Regions from separate parts of the Homo sapiens genome. Here region 1 is linked to region 2. Evidence: read pairs that join two places in POLR2A ChIA-PET (ENCODE). Cell type or tissue: MCF 10A. All regions are shown on one strand.

The links. Peaks named below come from ENCODE experiments on the same cell type or tissue, not always from the same donor. Only the 100,000 strongest peaks of a DNase experiment are listed, where the experiment ranks them.
Region 1: POLR2A ChIA-PET joins it to region 2 with 12 read pairs; 5 of 35 experiments call an interaction of 5 or more read pairs at or near these places.

Annotation. Positions count from the first base shown.
Region 1 is chr15:83,289,187-83,297,186 of GRCh38, forward strand. All of the region lies in intron 1 of BNC1-AS1 (BNC1 antisense RNA 1), which reads left to right. Among named protein-coding and RNA genes, the nearest start is that of BNC1, 8.5 kb to the left of the region's middle. In MCF 10A, no CTCF peak of the experiment used is centred here; no DNase peak of the experiment used is centred here.
Region 2 is chr15:83,360,665-83,368,664 of GRCh38, forward strand. LOC105370934 (a long non-coding RNA gene) reads right to left here. Exons shown (of 3, transcript XR_932546.2): 1 at 7,704-8,000; 2 at 6,390-6,458; 3 at 4,374-5,137. Among named protein-coding and RNA genes, the nearest start is that of BNC1, 80 kb to the left of the region's middle. In MCF 10A, no CTCF peak of the experiment used is centred here; a DNase peak (open chromatin) is centred at 4,957.

The sequences.
Region 1 (8,000 bases), 71 kb before region 2:
GAGCCTCAGTGGCATCTTCTGCAACCAGAAAATTCTCATTTCTGAAACAGACGAAGGCTTATAATGATTTTTTCAAGTGGAATGCTTGGAGCAAATATTGAAAGTTTGGCTACCATTGTTTTGGTATGTCTGGGGTGTGTGAAGTTAGCTTCTCATTTAGGCTGTTGTCCATGGCCTTTAAACAGTCAGCAACAGTCACAAGAAGGCAATGGCTTGCCTTCCAGACAACTCATTCTTTCATCACCAAGGCAGTGGGAAGAAAATACCACAGGTTAACTTATCCCTGGACACTTTGTTTAGTAATAAGCTTGTCCAATCTAAGTTCTGTGGGCCACATGTGGTCCAGGAGAGCTTTGAATGCAGCCCAACATTCAAAGTTTAAATTCTTAAACTTTCTTAAAACATTACGAGTTTTTTTGTTTTTTGTTTTGTTTTGGTTTTTGCTCATCAGCTATCATTAGTGTTAGTGTATTTGATGTGTGGCCCAAGACAATTCTTCTTCCAATGTGGTCCAGGGAAGCCAAAAGATTGGACATCCCTGATTTAGTACTACACATGTGGAAGAAATACTTAGTTGGTGAAAATCCCTTAAACTAGGCACTTTACAGATTGAGTTGGTGAATTTGGGGCGAGTTTCATGAGGACAGGACAGGTCCTGCTTGGATGGGTTTTGGGAGGCTGGTGAACATATATCAGAAAACTTTTAAAGTTCATTATGCCTTGGAACATGGTGTCTTCTGCAGATTTAATGATCCATTATCCAAGGTGAAGGAGGATATATTTGGTTAGGTCATATTGCTTTCGGAAACTGAGGATAAAAGGGTTAGGGAAGATGGGCTATAGGACAAATTTTGAATCATTCTCACTCACTGATATCAAATGGTAAAAACATTTTTAGGGGGATAATTTTTGTATATTCTTAAGGGAAGAGAGAACTCTGCAAAAAAAATTTGAGTTACCCATTTTGTTGTTTTTGAAAAAGTAAAACCACTTTAAATGTCTGACTTAGAAATTTTATAGAAAACAGATTCCCCTTTATAGAGTTTATGTCTGATATTGAATAAAAAAATTAATTAGCAATCCAGGCTGTGCATGAAAAAAGATTATAGCAGGCAGTATGATGTGTGACTGGCCTCTTCACCCTTCCTTTCATTCCTTCTCCGCAGTGTAGCAGCTATGTTCTCTGGGTAATCAACCCCAGTCCCAGAGGTGATTGGCTCAGGTGACCCATGCCTAAACCAATCAGCACCAAGGTATTTTCCTGGGCACAGGAATTGGTTCCAGGTCGTCCAATCAGCTTAAAACTCAGAACTTTTGTTTGATGGGCATGAAATGCCGAGTTCTTTTTTTCCCATAGGGGGTGAAGAAGGATAACATGTAATCCCTGTTGTTCCTGGCATCTTGTGAATAATAAAGGGAAATCGGGCTGGGAATAGAGCTGACATGTGGAGATGAGAGCTCAGAGAATTGTAGAGAAATTCAGCTGGAGCTCTGATTCACGCCTGAAGCCTTTGGGCTTCATGGATCTGTGAAAAATTAAATCACTTTTGTCACTTAAGCCAGTTTGAGATTTTTTTTTTTTATTTTTAAGAGAAAGCTTCTCAACTGATATAGAAACTTACCTTCAGTTTTACTGGAAGATTATTCTGGATGAAGGAAGGATAAGTGACATACCAACTGTTCTCTGTCATAACAGTCTTTGTTCATTATTTGCATTTTTAGATGACATTGGTGATGGAGGATTAGGAGAGAACCTCCTGACACAGACCTTCAATCCACAAACGCTGGGTCAAGTGAAGAGATTTTTCCAATCAAAGTACATTGATGCTGTAATCATTAGTTTTTTCCTTACTATTAAGTAAAATATTTTCCAGAAATGCACTGACCACATACTTTGATTTTTTAATAACATTTTCTTCATTGGATTATGAAATTTAGGAGGTTAGGGACTGTGTTTTTTTGTTTTTTTTTTCCAAGACAGAGTCTTGCTCTGTCACCCAGGCTGGAGTGCAGTGGTGCGATCTGGGCTCACTGCAACCTCTGCATCCCAGGTTCAAGTAATTCTGCCTCAGCCTCTGGAGTAGCTGGTATTACAGGCGCCCAGCACCACACCCGGCCAATTTTTGTGTTTTTAGTATAGATGGGGTTTCACCATGTTGGCCAGGCTGGTCTTGAACTCCTGACCTCATGATCTGCCCACCTCGGTCTCCCAGAGTGCTGGGTGCTGGGATTACAGGCATAAGCCACCGCGCCCGGCCTTTTTTTTTGAGACAGAGTCTTGCTCTGTCACCCAGGCTGGAGTGCAGTGGTGTGATCTTGGTTTACTGCAACCTCTGCCTCCTGGGTTCAAGCGATTCTCATGCCTCAGCCTCCCACGTAGCTGAGATTACAGGTGTGTGCCACCACACTCAGCTAATTTTTGTGTTTTTAGTAGAAGTGGGGTTTCACCCTGTTGCCCAGGCTGGTCTTTAACTCCTGGCCTCAAGTGATCTGCCTGCCTCGGCCTCCCAAAGTGCTGGGATTATAGGCATGAGCCACCGCACCCGGCCCAGGACTGCTGATTTTTGCTATATCTAGCACAGTGCTCTTCTGTACACTGTAGGTGCTTCTTAAATGTGGGCTTTACCTATACATTTATAAATGAAGAGATTTAAACACATATTCCTGACTTGTAGCTCCTTAAAAGTACCTTCTTGTAAATGGCATAATAGAAGACTTCTAAAAATGTAATTGGTAACTGTGCTTGGAAATCTACTTTGTCAAACTGTGGCTTCTACACCTTGTCTCCAACACCAAATCAGTTTTGATACTGATGTTTCCCAGAGGTGTGGCTTTTAATCCTCAAATTACAGCACAGGTTTTAACAGGCCAGTTTTGTCTGTCACCAGGAGTTTAGTAATTAACAAAATGCTCCATCTCTAATGGTTTATCAAAAGGCCAGTAAGCAAGTAAGAGACATTATACAGGAAACAGACTTGGTATGCTCATTGAGAGAATTCATTTAAGGAGCACTCCAATTACATGCTATGTTTAATTTGAGCCCAGTTGCTGAAGCTCAAGGTAAGACTTGCAAAGGGAGGTCTGAAGCAAGCCCTGACCATGGATCCTACATATGAACAAAATTGAGGGTCCTTCTGAACGTCCATTCTAGGAATCACATAACTTGGAGTCATTTTCACAGCCATGGATGTTTTGCAACAGGCTTTGCTACAAACACTTTAATAAAAGTTAGTGGTTTTTCTTGGGAGTCCAGGACAGGCGTATAACAACCACTGAGTAACCTGCAAGTAATGTTCGTGGTGACAATTCTGCTTTGTTCTGTGGGAGTGTAAGTAGCTGAATCAGGACACAGATCGCTCTCCGTGAGTGTTGGGAAAGGAAGGTCTGCACACTCAAAGCAGGGAGTGTTCTCTTTATCTGAGGTGGCTGCCAAGTCTTAAATACTAAAACATGTAGGTGTACTTGAGTAAAGAGAAAGCACTGACATTTCAAAGATAACTTGATAGAAGGCAAGAAAGAAGAGGAACTGGGTTATTTGGCAGAAATGTAAGTTTCCCCCGGAAAGGTCACCTTTTTTAGGACCTTGGTGTCCTGAGATTCTGACAGAGGGTTGGACACATCCTCAGGCTGATGTTTGTGCAGAGCAGGCTTTCTGCCTGAACCTCTCCTCTCACTTTCCTTCATCAGGACACCCCTAATGGATTGCAGATGTCGTATTTGGTTAGAAGCACGTTTCAGATACATCTGCCCTTCTTGCTTTTATGCAAAAAACACCTGCAAATCTTTATCTTTGGTTGGATTTACCACACATTTGAAGCTTTGAAATTTTGGTCCAGTGGGAAAGAGGAGCATGTCACCACCTTCCTCCTTAAGTTGAATTCCATAACTGACAATAGCCTTTGGGGGAGATGTTTCCATTTTTCTTTAAGGATAGTAGTTGGTAACGTTTTAAAAGCCTCTGTCCTATTCAGCTGAAAGTTCATTAATTTCTTTAATCCTAGGGAGTCTGGAAAAATCCATAGTGAATATGGGTAGATAGCTGATATGTGTGTGTGTGTTTCTTCCCGATTTTCTGAGTCTTAAAATGAGACCACAGTACCAGAAGAGGAGAGAACAATGAGATGTTGGCAAACTGGCTAGAATAACACTACAGGACCAGATTCCTTGGATGTGCCTTGAAAAGACATGTGGTGTATTTCCAATAAGTAAATCCCTCTAGGCCTCAAGGAACATTTTCACCACTCCCTTTATTCATTCAACTGTATTCATTCAAAGATATTTCATCCCATCAACCAAACAATGACAAATGCCACTTAAATGGTTGTGAGATAATAAAATAATGAGCTGCCTCTGGGAATGCTGAGAAGGACTTCCACATTGGGTATGGTTTTGTCAGGAAGTAGGAAGCCTTGGCTAGGTGTACACTAGCTTTGGTGACTGAGCAATACATTTACCCTTTTGGGGGCCTCAGTTTTCTCATCTGTAAAATGAAGGAGATGAATTAAAGTTATTTGTTTATTCCACAAATTATTACTAATATTGAACAGCATCTTTTTTTTCTTTTTTTTTTTTCTTTTTTTTTGAGATGGAGTCTCGCTCTGTCATGCAGGCTGGAGTGCAGTGGCATGATCTCAGCTCACTGCAAGCTCCGCCTCCTGGGTTCACACCATTCTCCTGCCTCAGCCTCCCAAGTAGCTGGGACTACAGGCGCCCGCCACCACGCCCGGCTAATTTTTGTATTTTTAGTAGAGACGGGGTTTCACCATGTTAGCCAGGATGGTCTCCATCTCCTGACCTCATGATCTGCTCACCTCGGCCTCCCAAAGCACTGGGATTACAGGCGTAAGCCACCACGCCGGGACTTTTTTTTTTTTTTTTCTAAACTTAGTCTTCCTCTGTTGTCCAGGCTGGAGTGCAGTGGCACAATCGCGGCTCACTGTAGCCTCCACCTCCCAGATTCAAGTGATTCTTGTGCCTCAGCCTCCCAAGTAGCTGGGACTACAGGTGTGTACCACCATGCCGGTTAATTTTTGTATTTTTATTTTTATTTATTTATTTTTTGAGATGGAGTCTCCCTCTGTCACCCAGGCTGGAGTGTGGTGGCACAATCTCAGCTCACTGCAACCTCTGCCCCCCAGGTTCAAGCGATTCTCCTGCCTCAGCCTCTCGTGTAGCTGGGACTACAGGTGTGCTCCACCGTGCTGGGCTAATTTCTTTGTATTTTTTAGTAGAGATGGGGTTTTACCATGTTGGCCAGGCTGGTCTCGAACTCCTGACCTCAAGTGATTAGTCCACCTCGGCCTCCCAAAGTGCTGGGATTATAGGCATGAGCCACCTCGCCTGGCCTAATATTGAGTATCTTCTGTGTGCACTGTATTTGCATCTGAGGATACAATGGACCCAGTCCTTGTACTCATGAGCAGCCCTTCAGCAGCACTATCACTTCCTGGTTACTTTCCATCATTCACTGCAGTCATTGAGAATTGGCTTAGAACACTCAACCCCCTTCAACCTTTATTAATTCCTGAATTTTATTATTTTTTTTTAACAACATTCATTTTTGTTTGTTTAGAGGTGGAGTCTTGCTAAGTTGCCCAGGCTGGATTTGAACTCCTGCACTCAATGCCTAGAGGGATTTACTTATTGGAAATACACCGCGTGTCTTTTCAAGGCACATCCAAGGAAGCTGGTCCTGTAGTGTTATTCTAGCCAGTTTGCCAACATCTCATTGTTCTCTCCTCATCTGGGGCTGTGGTCTCATCTTCCTGCCCCTCAGCCTCTTGAGTATCTGGGACTACAGGCATGAGCCACTGCACCCAATTCCTGGATTTTCTATCAAATTACCCTCGCCAATAACCCATGATTCCTGGCACCATTATCCTTCTGCAGCACCCACCAACCAAATTCTAAACCTGGATCAATGCTGTAATCAGGCTTTTCAGCCTCAACATGCACACTTGAGTATTGATGGAGAAGCAAAATGATGGCAGAATTGGTGTTACCACAAATTCCAAGTCTTTACCCCAGGGCTACATTTCCATGAACAACTCCCTTTTCTGTTCCCCTCAGTGATTAAACTGAAATACATACATAACCCATTTTAAATCTCTCTTCCACCAGGCTCAGAGGATGGTGTTCATCCCCCTCTCCCATCCACCATACCTTTTGGGACCCTTGTAGTAATAGCCTCTCTTTATTGTGCATTCAGCATCTCCCTTTCAATTAGTTCCTTAGCCTATAAACATTTTAAATTCTAAAATACCCTTATATAGTGGACAATTAAAAGGATAAACAACCACCCCCCTGCAATTCATCCCTTGTGTTCCTTCCTGTGTAGACTCTAGCCGTGATCATGTAATTTGCTTTGGCTAACGGTCATTAGCAGGTATGCTGCCAGTAGAGGCTTAGTAATTGCTTGCACACTGAGCTTATCTCTCCTGGATTATTCCCTTTGGAGCCCAGCCACCATGTTGTGAGAGGTCCAGGCTGTCCTGATGGAGAGAACGGCCATGTGGAATCGGCTCCAGAGCGTGAGAGACCACTTTGAGAGGAAGGTTCTGAGAGCACATGGAGAGAAACCTCGAGTCCCTACTAGCCCAAACAGTTGGCCTACCAGCTAAAGGTAGTCTGAATAGTGACCAAAGGAGAGACCAGAAGAAAAACTACTTAGTTAATTGATTGGATTCTGAGAAATAATAAATCTTTGTTTTAAAAAGTCATATGTTTCAAGGTGGTTTGCTGGGCAGAAGCAGATAACTGAAGCAATCCTAAAAATAAGAAACAACATTCCTTTAACCTCACTCTCTATCTGTTCTTGGCTAAGCTTCTGGAAATAGTCTATATCCTTTTTTTTTTTTTTTAAACAGAGTCTCTGTCTGTCACCCTGGCTGGAGTGCAATGGCGCCATCTCGGCTCACTGCAACCTCCATTTCCTGGGTTCAAGCAATTTTCCTGCCTCAGCCTCCCAAGTAGCTTGGACTACAGGCGCACTCCACCACACCCGGCTAATTTTTGTATTTTTAGTAGAGACGTGGGGGGGAGCGGGGTCTCACCATGTTGCCCAGGCTGGTCTTGAACTCCTGACCTCAAGTGATCTGCCCGCCTTGGCCTCCCAAAGTGCCAGGATTACAGCCGTGAGCCACCACGCCCAGCCTGGAAGTAGTCTATCCATGATGCCTGGATTCCCCAATTTCTAATCTAATAGGCATTCTTCAGCTGTTTGCACTGCCCCTCTCTGCTGTACTAGTCTCTGGGGACTTCTTCCCTGATTTCCATGACTCCTAGCCTCCTGATTCTCCTCATTTCTCTCTCACTGGACATTTTCCATTACCTTAATGGCCTCCTCTTCCTCCACTTGCTCTTTTCGTGTTCCTCAGGCTCAGGTTCTATCTTCAGCTACCTTTTTCTTTTCTTTTTTTAAAAAATACTTCATACGCTGTCTTGGTGATCTCATTTGTTGTATGATTTCAACCATAACTGATGATCCACAAATCTAGGTGCTGGGCATTGGTTTAGATCCTATGAGTACAGTATGAAAAATAGGCACAGTCCTAGGCCTGTAGTCAGTGAACACTTAATAGTTCTCTGTAAGCACTAAACAATCTCTTGCCTCCATGCTTTTACTCCTATCTCCTCTACTGGCAATAGCCTCACCTGCTGAGGTGGAACAATGCTCCCTGCACTTCCCTTTTAGCTAATTCCTGTTCCTCCTTTAAACTTAGTTCAAACACACTGTTCTCTGAGAAGTCTTTGCTAATAGACCCGTTTTATCTTTCCTTCATGGGCTACGTGACTCCAGTCCATGGCTGTACTCTGAGTAGATTTCATTTGCGTTTAACTATTTTAATTGTTCTTTTATGTGTCCCCCTCTCCAATAGAATCTGAACTCCTTGAGGGCAAGGACCATATCTTACTAATTTGTTATTTCCCAGGGTTTAACATAGTGCTCAGTGTATCATCTGTGCCCAATAATAGTTGTTCAAGAAAAGATTGTTCAAAGA
Region 2 (8,000 bases):
GAGTTCCAACTGCTTTGGTTAGGCAGAGTACATCAATAATATAGTCTAAAGGTAATCTTACTTCCCTGAGAATCTGCAGGTGTTGGATATTGATGTGATTCAGCTTTGTGTCCCCATCCAAATCTCATCTTGAATTGTAATCCTATAATCCCCCACATGTCATGGGAGGGACCCGGTAGGAGGTAATTGAATCATCGGGGCAGTTTCCCTGATGCTGTTCTCATGATAGTAACCGAGTTCTCATGAGATCCAATGGTTTAATAAGGGGCTTCCCCCTTCACTCTGCTCTCATTCTCTCTCCTGCTGTCCTGTGAAGAGGTGCCTTCTTCCCTCTCCTGCTGCCCTATGAAGAGGTGCATTCTGCCATGACTGAAAGTTTCCTGAGGCCTCCCCAGCCATGCAGAACTGTGAGTCAATTAAACCTCTTTTCTTTATAAATTACCGGGGTTTGTCTCGGGCCTGTCCTTATAGCAGCGTGAGAACAAACTAATACAAATATAACATTAATATTAACAACTGTGCTCACAATAACATTCTATCTTCACAATATACTTTTAAAGAACAACCAACAGAAGGGAAACCAATGAGCTGTACATAAATGGCACCTACATAAACATAACTTCTTCATTCATGTGTGCTTTTAGTATTTTAATTTTCCTGAGAGCTGCCTTCATAACCAGGCTACTGACCCTCAGGGCCTTAAAGACCAAAGGAAATAGGAGGCTGAAGAAATCGAAGGTGACATGAAGTGTTCCCCTGCCCCACTGCCAAGCCCACCCAATCTGAAGATGAACATTTTAGTTTCCAAATGGGCAGAAATACTCCATCTCCCACAGGACGTTCTATGGCTATGTTAAGGAGAAAGAGGAAAAAAAATGAGAAAACTTTTTTGCTCATTTGACAACATTCTCCCACTCTCTCATTGTGCGCAGCCACAGCCTCCTTCCAATTCCTTAGATTTGCTATGCTTTTTCCTTCACATCTGTTTACCTTCATAGCACCACCTACCACCGTAGGTCATAAAATGCTTGCTGATATGTTTATTTGTGGAACGTCAGACTCTTTTCTCAGCTGTAGGGTCTGCAAGGCAGCAGCCAGGTTGGTTTTGGCCCTTACTCTATACTCAGAGGGTGGCCTAACACCAAGTAAGTACTTGTTGAATAAACGAATGAATGAAGGTATGAATGAGTGCTTGTAACTTTCCTGGGTTAAGAGGGATGAAAGAGTGTGTTTTGTCATACACGATTTTTGTCTGCGATGATTCTTTCTTCTAAAGTGTTTTATTTAATAAAAGGTTGATATTTTGTCAACTGATTCTGATCCTAGTTTTGTTTTTTTTTTTTTTTTAGAGTAAGGGGAGGAGGGGGAGACCAGTGGAGGAAGGAAGAGGGGACTTGGTACTACCTAGAAACTGGTTCTGTGCATTTATCTTTCTTTGGATGCAGGAGTGGGTTGCTTAGAGGAAGAAATGAAAGCTGTGTTGATTCTACTTCTGGAAGGGAATTTAACAGCTGCTGCCAGGAGTCATGAGGCAGTGGATTCTGGTTGATAGTCGAAATTCTGATTTGGGGTAAAAGAGCATGAATATATCTATCTTGCTTAGAATGTTCCAGTTTTACCATTACCTGGAGACCATGGAGAACTATAAGGGGAGTGGAATGTGAAGCCCAAAAAAAAAAAAAAAAACACTCTTTTTTTTGTTTTAAATTCTTGGAAGATTCATATTCAACAAAAGGGGCACAGTTAAGTCAATGACGCCTCATGCATTGGGGGAATATTATATATCCATTAAAATAATTTATATTATTATGAAACAAGCTTATGCTATGGTATGAAGTGCAGAATCTAAAATGAAATAAAACCAGAAAGACTCAGGACCCAAAGTTGTTGCTACAGAATATTAATAACTGGGTTGATAAGCTCCCTGCCTGGGGCCTGGCTTACCTCCGCAGCACCATCTCTTATCACTCCTCCTCCTCGAGGCCCCTGCCCTCTGCCCTCCAGTCACCCCAAAGCCACGTTTCACTCACACCTTCCCCCCATTGCCACCCTTTCCATCTCCTGGACAACTTCCCTTGATTCTTTAGGTATAAATTTAAATGTCCCTCCCTCAATTTAAAACCCTTCCCTAAACCCAGAGTCCATGGAAGTGCCCTGAGGTCTCAACTTAAATGTCTCTCCCTCTGGAAACCCTTTCCTAAACCCAGAGTCCACGGAAGTGCCCCGAGGTCAAGTCCCTCCTACTTACTTTTTGTACTTCCAGGTCATCACACTTAACACAAGGTCTCTAAGCTGTGAGCTCTGAGAGGAGGATGCAGTCATTCATTGCAGTGTCACTAGCATAGTGCCTCAGTAAGTAAGAATATAGACCTGAAGGAAATAGGCCAGAATGTTGCCAGTAGTTGCCTCTAAGTGGGGCAACTCATGCAGATTTGTATTCCCTTTTTTCAAGTTTTCTGTATTTTCCAAGATTTCCACAATAATCATGTATTACATCATATTGTTATGATAGCAAATAACAATAACCCTTTAATTATAAAATATCTGGAAAAGGCATAAATATAGGCGACATCAAACGTTTTCTATTTTAACAGAACAGTGGGATTTCACTTGCACTTTTTAGGTCTTTATCTGGGGCAAAACATACAAATGCATCTGAATTACAAACCCATGAGAGAGTGTGGTGGGACCAGCGGGCCATGCAGAGCTGTGTCATGACATTATGCCAGTGAGCTGCATATACCAGGGAACTTCACCCTGTTAGGGACCAGGCTTTTCATCTCTCTTATTTTCAGCAACTCTCCCAGGGCTGGAGCAGAGAAGGTGCCTACTTAATAAATGTTTGCTGAATTCCTTGATAGCAGTTTTAGAGAAGAAGCTAACTTAAACTGACCCACAGAAAAGTGGAATGTATTTTGTGCCATTGTTCTGGAAATTTAGAGATGCACAGTAGGAAAAATTTCCCTCTGCCTTGTAATAGCACAACTGGAAGGTGTATATGTCTAGTTATACCCCATTTATCTAGGGATAAGGTTTAAAGTGACCTCAATTTTCCAGACTATGACCGAAAGCAAAAATAAGCCAAATAAATAAATAGGAGCGAGAGAGAAACAAACAAACAAAAAAAGAAGCCTGTGAGCATCCTAACAAGTTCACAACGGCCGTCGAGTTCATGACCTGGAAACCTCCAAGAGCTTCACACAGCCTCCCTCAGAACATGCTTACAGGTACCTTGGACACAATTCTAACAAGCACAGCCTTGATCCTAACAAGGGTCCCATGTCATCACATACTAGGGGCGTTTTCCAAAGGGGCGCGATACCTTCCACGGTGTAAAGGCACTGGGACTTTACTGATGGCACAAGGTAAGCAACAAACATCAAAACTAGAACAGGCCTTTAAAGAACTTCTAGTGAAGTCCACCCCCTCCTTTTACAGATGAAGAAGCACAGTTAGCGAGGTTAATGGCCCCAAATCACACAACAATAAGGATGAAACTGTGACATACAATAAACACACAAGTAAACAAAAACCTCCCAGGCCCCTGACTCCCTGTATCAAAGCAACTGTAGTCAAGGGTCATCATGACCAAATGAAAGGAAGGCAGAGGAGTAAGTGCTATATTTTAGAGTGATTCCCAGCAAACATTCTTTTACAATTTTTAATTGGTTCTTAAGAATGATTATCCTCAGTTATCTGAAGTACTGAATTCTGGCAAAGTTCCACTGCCCGATATTGCTGGACAGAAAAATAACTCCTTTATATATATTTCCACCTATTGTTGCAAAATGGACTCAGTACTCTAGCTGGCTATCAGCTACACACACACACACACAGACACACAGACACACACACTTTTCATATCATCCCATTGAGCAGATAGCGTGCTTTGTGAAGGCAGGCAGACTTGTTCATTTCTGTACAGTGCCTGGGGCAGTAGTTTTTCTGGATGAATAAATAAATGAACAAATGAATGAACCTCAAGATTCAGTAGTCAAGCTGTCCTATTTAACTTTCAACACAGCACGCCCATGTCTTGAGGCCAATTCTTAAAATCCATATGGTAGATGCATTTGGTATGACAGGAAGTAATTAAAACAAACTGTAAGCATTGAGGGAGCGGTTGTCAACGCTTATTTTGATAACCAACAAACAATGTGGAAACTGCATTTTTCCCTGTAAATAGGGGCATGCTGAAAGATGGAAATGCAAAAAAAAAAAAAAAAAAAAGAAAGAAAGAAAAGAAAAACTTCAACACACTATGTAAATCCTTGGAGGGAAGCAAGAAATCACACAAAGCATTGATCTTTTACTTTTTTTAATGCAAGATTTACACACATGTAGTTTTGTGTTTCTTTGCTAACCCCTTTTCCTCCACGGATAACTGTTAAAATCATTCTCCCACTTAGTTCCCTTATTTAGTACCTCCTTAAAATTCAAGCTATTACTTCTTTTAAGGAGCAAAATTTGCAGATATTATCCTACTCATCTGCATCTTCTCCGAGACTATAAATTATCAGGATGCACCTCATGTCTAGACACCCGCAGGTGTCATTTGAATCCCTGATTTAAGCTGTTTACACCCCACGTTGTTTTATTTATCCTTCAACATCAGGTCTCTGTTTAATTAAAATTTACTTTGGTCCTCCTGGCGCTCGCCCGCACTATCCCCATAGCAGCACAGAAGTGGTTTTGCTCTTATTAATTCCACTTTTGCCTGTCTGCTCTAACCCAAGAAAGCTCTGCCCGCCCAGATCCCCAGCTTGAGTGTTGGAGTCAAAAACCACAAGCTAGGGCCAAGGATGCCTCCCGTTTACAAGCTGTTCTGCAGGCTAACGCTGATCTTCCCCAGACGCTAAATCATAATCTTCGTGTTTTTCGTATTTCACATTCTAGCCACAATTTCAACATCCCATCCCCGTGACATTAGGGAATGATAAATCAGCAGGCGGGACAGTTCCCCTGTACAGACTGGTACGGGCGGACCGGGCTCTGCCAACGCCCTCGCTCCTGCCAGATGTCGGCGCCCGCGGGGTTAACCCTTTCCGGCAGCGCAGCCTTCCCCTGCGTCCGGCCGCTTCTCCAGGCAGCTGTTTTTAAAAACGTCCGCCTCCCAGGTTCAAGAGCGAAACTCCGTCTCAAAAAAAAAAAAAAAAGTTCGATAGCTTTTATTTCTTTTCAAACTTTCCTCCTTTTTTCCCCCTTCTCCCTCCTTTCCTTGCCTTGCCAGACCTCAGTGTACTTGAAAGCAAATAAAAATGGTATCAAACCACCGGCAATGGGAATATATACTTCTCTTAAATAAGTGAGTCTGCCTTAAAACCATTTTGCTCCTTCGTCTTCACCGGATATTACTAGAAAAGGACGAGGGTGAAAGAACTTATTTTAAGGTGGAGAAATATTTAGTGCTAATTTTTTAGTTATTTGCTATTTTTAAGTAGCTTTATTGAGGTATAATTTACATATCAATGAATGCATCTATTTTACCAGTACAATTAGATAGTTTTTGAATATATTTATAGAATTGTGCCACAATAGGAATAATCTAATTTTAGAACATTTCTATCCCCTCCCCCCACCAAAAACCCGCAGTGTCCATTTGCAGTTATTTCTCTCTCCCACCCCAGGTAACCGCTAATTTACCTTCTGTCTCTATAGGTATGCCTTTTCTGGGCATTTTATACAAATGGAATCATACAATAGGTAGTCTTTTGTGTCTGGTTTCTTTCACTTAGCCTAATGTCTTTGAAGTTCAGTGCTAATGGCTTTTATTGTATGGCAAAGCCCCTTAGAATGGCCAAACTGTCCCAGAAGACTACATAATCTAACTGCACTAAGTGTGCTCTCATAGTACACACTGCATAGACACGTGCCCTAAAATAGGGTGAGAACTTCGATTAGGGTCAAATTCTGAGGTGTGTGTCTGGGGATGGGGGTGGTGGCGGGTCTGTCAAGGGCCATATGCAAATACAAAGCTTCTCAACTAGTAGTTGTATTGGTTTTGTTTCAGAGACAGAAATCCAAAACATTCAATTTACTTGTTATTAAAATGGCACATGAAAGCCACGTAGCTTTCAGAATACAAGGGCTTTTAAGCTATCTCCTTTTCACATTATCTAATAACATTCCATATGTTAAAACTAAATACAGTTGACCCTTGAATAACTTGTGGGTTCGGGACACCTACTTCCATGCAGTTGAAAATTCAGGTTTAATCTTTGACTTTCCCAAAACTTAACTACTGTTGACCTGAAGCCTGATAACAGAAACAGTTGATTAACACATATGATGTGTGTTATATGTATTATATACCATATTTTTACAATAAAGTAAGCTAGAGAAAATGAAATGTTATTAAGAAAATCATAAGGAAGAGAAAATATATTTACTGTTCATTAAGGGGAAGTGGATCATCAAAAAGGCAAGCCTTCATCCTCGTCATCTTCACGCTGAGTAGGCTGAGGAGGAGGAGGAAGAGAAGGGGTTGGCCTTGCTGTCTCAGGGGTGGCAGAGGCAGAAGAAAATCTGCCTATAAGTGGACATGTTGTTCAAGGGTCGACTATATACATTTCAGTGTTTTACATACTAAAATGATATGCTCATGTGGAAAGTGTTTTTATATTAACTACTATATAATTAATATATAGTTATATAATTAGCTATATAGTTATATAATTATAACCAATTTTTAAATTAACTAATATTATATAATCATTAAGGGAGAGCGAAAGAGAAACTAAAAGAATAGGAGGTCAAAGGCAAGCAAAAGGAAGAGAGATTTGTGAGGTGAGAGGGGAGAAGCATGAAAGAGAGTAATCTGCCTGCCCCTGCTCCAGTTCTGTTCTCAGCAGGCAGTGATGGCTTTGCAGCTTTTGGCTGCTCTTTCGAACTTCCATCACAGAATGTTCACTACAGTGCCCTGATGGGGAGCTCTTCTCCTAACTGAGGGTGATGCCTATAGCGGTGGTTCTCAGCCCTGGTTGCACATTACTATCACCTGGGGAGCTCTGAAACCATACCCATGCCCTGGCGCAATCCTAAATCAAGTGCATTACAGTGGGACCTGGGCACAAGTACATTTGAAAAGCCTCTCCAGGGGATTCTAATGTGCAGGCCCGGGCTGGGAACCAGTGGGCTTGATAGAGCAGTGCTTATCAAACTTTTACACACATAACGATCACCTGGTGATCTGGTTAAACTGTAGATTCTGAGTCAACAAGTCTGAGGTGGGGGCCTGAGAGTCTGCTTTTATAATAAGCTCCCAGAAATGCTGATGCTGCTGGCCCCTGGAACACATTTTAAAAGGTGAGGAGCTAGAGAAAATCCCAGGTTCTTTTTTTTTTTTTTTGGCATGGCATGGAGTATTCCATCATCTACTTCTGTTGGTTCTTAAAGTGGGGCCCTCCAAACCAGCAGCATTAGTATCACCTGAGAACTTGTTAGAAATGCAAATCCTCAGTCCCTACCCCAGATTTATTAAATCAGAAACTCTGGGGGGCAGCGCCCAGCAATTTGTGTTTTAACAAGTCCTGCAGGTGATGTTGATGGACATTTAAGTTTGAGAGCCACTGATCTACTTTTTTTTCCTAAGCATGCTATGCCTCTATATATGTATTCCTTCTAGCTGGCATCCCTTCGTCTTACTGCCTACTCCTCCATCCAAAGCTCTCGCCAAACTGAGATTTCCATTCTGCAAAACGCACCTTTTCTCTGACATCTTCTATCCTGTCATATGCTGGTGTTTCATAATTGGCCTTCCTAGGGCCCTGATGCATAGCATTTGCTGATTTCTGTGGTGTAAATACTCCCACCATGGCCACCTTCAAGCCATGAATGTGAAGACGCTAAAAGCAGACTTGGGAAGAGATGCACACTCACTACAGAGATGGGCTCTGGCTAGCTGGTTCCAGCACACAACTGTTCCGCTAGAGTTATCCCACCGTCTTACATATTTGGCTGTATGTCTGTCTCCTGGCTAGATAGTGCATTCCTTAAGGTTA